Linked DNA regions of Homo sapiens: region 2 is linked to region 1. A link is a loop called in an ENCODE intact Hi-C map of the cell type or tissue named here. Cell type or tissue: mammary epithelial cell. All regions are shown on one strand. Each heading gives the region's core, and the rest is flanking DNA. Links, peaks and the distances in the headings are about the cores only.

The links. Hi-C counts contacts between places; a loop is a spot of excess contacts. Peaks named below come from ENCODE experiments on the same cell type or tissue, not always from the same donor. Only the 100,000 strongest peaks of a DNase experiment are listed, where the experiment ranks them.
Region 2: it touches region 1 in a loop (2.4-fold over the local background); 7 of 110 quality-filtered maps call a loop at or near these places.

What each region holds. Positions count from the first base shown.
Region 1 is chr4:72,310,877-72,313,806 of GRCh38, reverse strand. It overlaps ADAMTS3 (ADAM metallopeptidase with thrombospondin type 1 motif 3), which reads left to right. Exons shown (of 22, transcript NM_014243.3): 12 at 1-130; 13 at 1,341-1,516; 14 at 2,626-2,759. Among named protein-coding and RNA genes, the nearest start is that of ADAMTS3, 260 kb to the left of the region's middle. In mammary epithelial cell, for the core only: no CTCF peak of the experiment used is centred there; DNase peaks (open chromatin) are centred at 496, 1,566 and 2,336; H3K27ac peaks cover 2,500 bases.
Region 2 is chr4:72,487,777-72,490,706 of GRCh38, reverse strand. The region is part of intron 3 of ADAMTS3 (ADAM metallopeptidase with thrombospondin type 1 motif 3); the gene reads left to right. Among named protein-coding and RNA genes, the nearest start is that of ADAMTS3, 80 kb to the left of the region's middle. In mammary epithelial cell, for the core only: no CTCF peak of the experiment used is centred there; a DNase peak (open chromatin) is centred at 1,216; H3K27ac peaks cover 1,513 bases.

The DNA.
Region 1 (2,930 bases), core at 299-2,798:
ATTGCATGTGGAAGAATGCTAATCAGCAAAAACAAGATGGCAATTGGGGGTCATGGACTAAATTTGGCTCCTGTTCTCGGACATGTGGAACTGGTGTTCGTTTCAGAACACGCCAGTGCAATAATCCCATGTGAGTATATCCTTGTAACTCTTGTTATTTTTGGAGAGACCAGAAAATACTTCAATATTATGTTATTAGTATTCTGTTTTATAAAGTGCATGTAAAACACAGGGCAGGAAAATAAATTGTTCACAGTTCATAAACCAGTCTGTGTTTTTGATACATCTCCATTTATTAATCTTGTGACAAGCAGTCAGTGATGAAGAAGATCAAACGAAGATTGAATATTTTTAAAGAAGTTGCTGTTCAGGAATATTAAGAAGCTGAACAAGGAAAGTAGGTCACTGTGCCCTAAGGGCGTGGGCATGGGCACTGCGAGATTGACTGCCAGAAACAAGAGAGTGTCCAGGAAAGAGCGGTACCAAGCATACAGACTCTCTCTCTTCAGGGAGTGGAATGTGATTGCTTCAGAGGAAGGCAAAAGAAAGATTGTGATAGAAGGCCAGGTGACTGTTGGGGGAAAGTTATCTATTCATTCACTCAGACTACAATTACTGAATTCCCTATTGTGTGCTCAGCAATCTTTACGAAGAAAAAAACAACTGAATTCTCACATTTAGAGGATTCTGCCTTGTCTAGGGTTTAATATGTGAGCAGCTTTTTCTCTCTGTTTCTGGCAGCAGGATGTCTCTGAGCACGTCTTTTGTAAGACTATCTGATGCCACATACCTGCCTTCCCAGTAAGAGATGATGGTGGTATTAGAAGTAACAAAGACAATAAAAATTAAAAGATCAGCTAAAGTTCATTATGAGCCAGAGTTGTTAGGAGTGCTTTAAATAATGTCAACTCATTTAATCTTCACAGTTTTCCTCAAAGGAAGATACATTATTATTTGCATTTTACATATGAGGGAACCGAGCCATGGAGCGATGACCAAAGTTTCTTTGAGCTGCATCTGTGTGTTTTATACATGGTAGCAAAATATCATTTTATTGATTCAATATACATGCTTTTTTTTTCTTACACACTTTTGCCATGCATTTAAAATATATGATTTGAAAAGCTGATTTAAGTTGAGCTTTGTGTTTTGTTTTATTTTTCCACCCAGCAGGGAGAGAAGGGTGCTTTGGAAAGGGACTGAAATTAGGAAGTATGAGTTCATTCACTTTGTGCTGGCAGCCCAGAAACTTTGGCTTTGTGCCCTCAAGCACTGTGTCTGCAAGCTTCAACTGCTAGACAGAAGCCAAAAGGCCTTTTTAAATGTTGTCTTTTCTTTAGGCCCATCAATGGTGGTCAGGATTGTCCTGGTGTTAATTTTGAGTACCAGCTTTGTAACACAGAAGAATGCCAAAAACACTTTGAGGACTTCAGAGCACAGCAGTGTCAGCAGCGAAACTCCCACTTTGAATACCAGAATACCAAACACCACTGGTTGCCATATGAACATCCTGACCGTGAGTAGCCTCGTGCTCTCCTTCCTGCTGTGTGGATGGTTACTCACAGTTTAAGCTTTGCCAGCACGAACCCCATGGACTCTTGATCCCTATGTGGTAACTTAGGAAACTTGGTGCTTATAGGAGTAAGTTCTCCTGGGTTTCTAAGAATAAGGCTTAAATACCCTTTCTCTAAAGAGGTAAGAATGGTGCAATAGTTCCTGGCAAGCAGCACTATCACCATCAGCGGTGAAAAGACCAGTGGAAAGGAACGCCTGGGAGAGATGTTGGAATTCCTGATTCAACCGAAATCCCTCTACTAGGAAATACTTCTGGAATATTGTGATCTTTCCTTTCTGAACTAGAGAAAAATATAGTTCTTTGAAAATTGAGTCAGGACCAAGAGAAAGATCATAATTTAATAACAAAAGATACCTTATAACCTTTTACTTTTTTACTATAGTTTAAAGATATATTTGGAAATTTTCTTTTAATGTTTCACTTCTTACTTCTGAATTTTTGGTTAAATATGTCCAATGGCAACTTTTTGCCATACTTCTTATTTGAGTGAATGAAAGGAAATAGTTATATGATTACATGCACCACTGGGTTCAGTTCAAATCCATGTTAAAGGAAAGAGGAATACACGTTAAGAATTCAAAGTTGCAATGCATTAAGAAGAAATGCATTGTTTTTATCTATTTTGGTGAAGTGAGTTGCATCCTGTAAGAGGCAAAAACTATGTTAGATGATTGAGTCAAATCACAGACATTCTTTCAGTGCTCTAATATTACGAAAACTAAACTGGTTTTGAATTAAGATTTATTTAAGAGCTATGTTGAAATCTAGGGTTGCCTGGGGCAGTCCCAGTTTATACCTGTTGTTCCTGCTCAGTTATTACTAGAACCCCTTTTCTAGTTTAGATGACAAATTTTATGGTCACCTTAGCTAAAAAAAAAATGTCAAATGTACATACTTTCCTCCTTACTCCTTATTTTATTTGTTTATACGGTATTCCTTTTGTTTTCAGGAAATCACAGTGAAACCTTATATTTAAAAATAAAATAAACTATGCTGTTCAAACATTCCATTTTATGTAAATAGTTAATTTTATCCTCCATCTTATGCAGCCAAGAAAAGATGCCACCTTTACTGTCAGTCCAAGGAGACTGGAGATGTTGCTTACATGAAACAACTGGTGCATGATGGAACGCACTGTTCTTACAAAGATCCATATAGCATATGTGTGCGAGGAGAGTGTGTGGTAAGTTCAAATTGCTTCCCCAAAGGCTTTCTACGTTATCTACGTTTACTGTCATTCATCTGCACATTTTTAATTTTTTAAACTATTTTATCTTTGAAATCACATTATAGTAAGTGTCTATGAATAGTTCAATAGCTAAAATAAATTTGAGAGACATTGTACTTTCTCAAA
Region 2 (2,930 bases), core at 254-2,753, 180 kb before region 1:
TGAAAACCAATGGAACAGAAAAAAGAGCATAAGGATAAACTCACGCATACTCAGTCAACTGGTCTTTAACAATGTGCCAAGAATACATAATGTGGAAAAGACAATGTCCAATAAATGGTGCTGGAAAAACCAGATATGCACATGCAGAATAATGAAATATGATCCTTATCTTACAATGCATGCAAAATTCCGTTCAAATGTATTAAAAGCTTAACTCTTAAGACCTGAAATTGCCAAAGTAGTAGAAGAAAACAAAAGAAAAAAGCTTCATGACATTAGTCTGGGCAATAATTTTTTTGATATGATCACAAAGGCACAGGCAACAAAAGCAAAAATAGACAAATGAATTTACATCAAAGTGAAAAGCATTTGCATAGAAATAAATGACAAAGTGAAGAGATAACCAACAGAATGGGAGAAAATATTTGCAGACAATATATCCTATAAAGGGTTAACATGCAAAATACATGAAGAACTCAACAACTCAATAGCATCAAAACAATCTATTTGAAAAATGGGCAAAGATCCGAATAGACATTTCTCAATAGAAGACAACAAATGGCCAATAGGTATATGAAAAAGTGCTCCACATCACTAATCATCAGGGAAATGCAGATCAAACTCACAGTGAGATATCGCATCACACCTGTTGAAATGGCTACTAGGAGAAAAGTGAAAGATAAGTGTTGGTGAGATATGGAGAAAAGGGAATGTCTGTACACTACTGATGGGAATGTAAATGGTGCAGCACTTATGAAAAACAGTATGGAGGCTCCTCAAAAAATTAAAAATAAAACTACATATATTCCAGCGATCTACTTTTGGGTATATATACAGCAACTTCCTTATCTGTGAGAAATATGTTCCGAGACCCTCAGTGGATGTCTGAAACCTTAGAAAGTAATGAACCCTATATATACTATATTTTTTCCTGCACATACATGCCTATGATTAAGTTTATAAAATAGGCACAATAAGAAATTAATACAAATAACTAATAATAAAATATGCATGTGAGGATGTGAGATGATAAAATGCCTATGTGATGAAATGAAGTGAGGTGAATGCCGTAGCCATTGAGATGTAGTGTTAGGTTATTATTCCGTTTCTGACTATACCTCAGAAGGAAGAACATCTGCTTCAGGTGATCCTGGATTATTGGGCTATGATATGGTTGGCTGTCAGGAGCAGACGATGTTGATGATTAACAAGTGGGTAGTATAGACAGCAAGGACTTGCTGGACAAAGGAATGATTCATGTCCTGGGCAAGACAGAGCTAGATGACATTAGATTTCATCATGCTACAGAAAACAACAAGCAATTTAAAACTTATGAATTGTTACTTCTGGAATTTTTCATTTAATATTTTTGGACTGCAATTGACCATGGGTGATCGAAACCATAGAAAGCAACACTGCAGATAAAGGGGGGCTACTGTACAAGAAAAATCACTATCTCAGAGAGATGTCTGCACTTTCATATTCATTGCAGTATTATTCACAATCAACAAGATAGGGAAACAACCTAAATGTCTGTCAATGTATGAATGGATAGGGAAACCTTTCTAAACCTTTATTCAGCTTTAGAAATGAAGGAAATCCTGCCATTTGTGACAACATGGATGAATCTGGAGGACTTTATGCTAAGTGAAATAGGCCAGACACAGAAAGACAAATATTGCATGATCTCACTTATATGTGGAATATAAAAAAGTCAACTTATAGAAATGGAGAGTAGAAGGAAGATTGCTAGAGGTCATGATGAGGAGAAAATGGGGAGATAGTGGTCAAAGCATACAAACTTTATAGTTATTAGATGAGTACATTCTGGAGATCTAAGTTCTGGTGACTATAGTTGTTGTATTTTATTATATGCTTGAAATTTGCTAAGAGGGTAGATCCTAGGTGTTCTCACCACGAAAATAAAGAAAAAATATTGATGACTACATGAGGTGATAGGTTAATTAATTTGTGGTGATTATTTCATAAATATATATGTCTATCAAATCATTAAATTTTATGCCTTAAATATATATGTAATATTTGTCAATTATAAATAGTAAATCTTGAATAAAGTAATCTATCTTGAAAAAGATTACCCTGCCTAAAATGTGAATCAACTAGAGAGCAGGAGATGATCACATTTGAGATATGGCTGTAGGTTGGATTAGGTTAGAAGTGGTGGAAGTGATGAGCAATGGATCATCTCAGGCACTACCAAAACATTTCAAAAACTGATAGCATGACAAATGCCAGTATTTCACAGAGATGGAATTTGTTATCAGAAGAGTAAGCTATCTGACTAGTAACCTTGATGCAAAATGTGAACCTGTACAATCTAGAAATAAATCCTTAAAATTCAAGAACCTATAAAGTAAAAATAGCAGTGTAATCTGGAATATAGTCTCCACAGAGAAGTCCCTGTTCTGAGCAATTTCAGGGTCCAAGGGACATTAATTACCAACCAGGAAAAGGCAGCTCCTGTATATTAAATATATTGAATACACAACACTATTAAATCAAGACCACAAAGCATAGGGGATAAAGGCCTTTACATTGCCACGTTTGCAACTCAACAGGATCATGGTTAATCACTCCTAATCACTAAGTTAAAAATAAAAAAAGACTTGATTGTGTAACTTTTCTGGCTTGAATAATATGCATAGAAATTTATGGACTCATAACCAAAGTGCACAATATTTGGGCATTTATTTATTTTTTTCTTTCTCCATTTCAAACATGGCCAAGAAAATGAATAAGAAAAGGGCTATTTTTTCTCTTAGGAAGAGCTATTTTTTCTCTTAAGTCAAGCCTTATAAATGCATCAGAATTCTTTTTGATTATAATGTTTATATGGATTATTAAACTCTTCTAGCAGTGTAGAGAGAATGATTGTATTTGATCATAGCTACTCCCTTTTTGTTGCCATC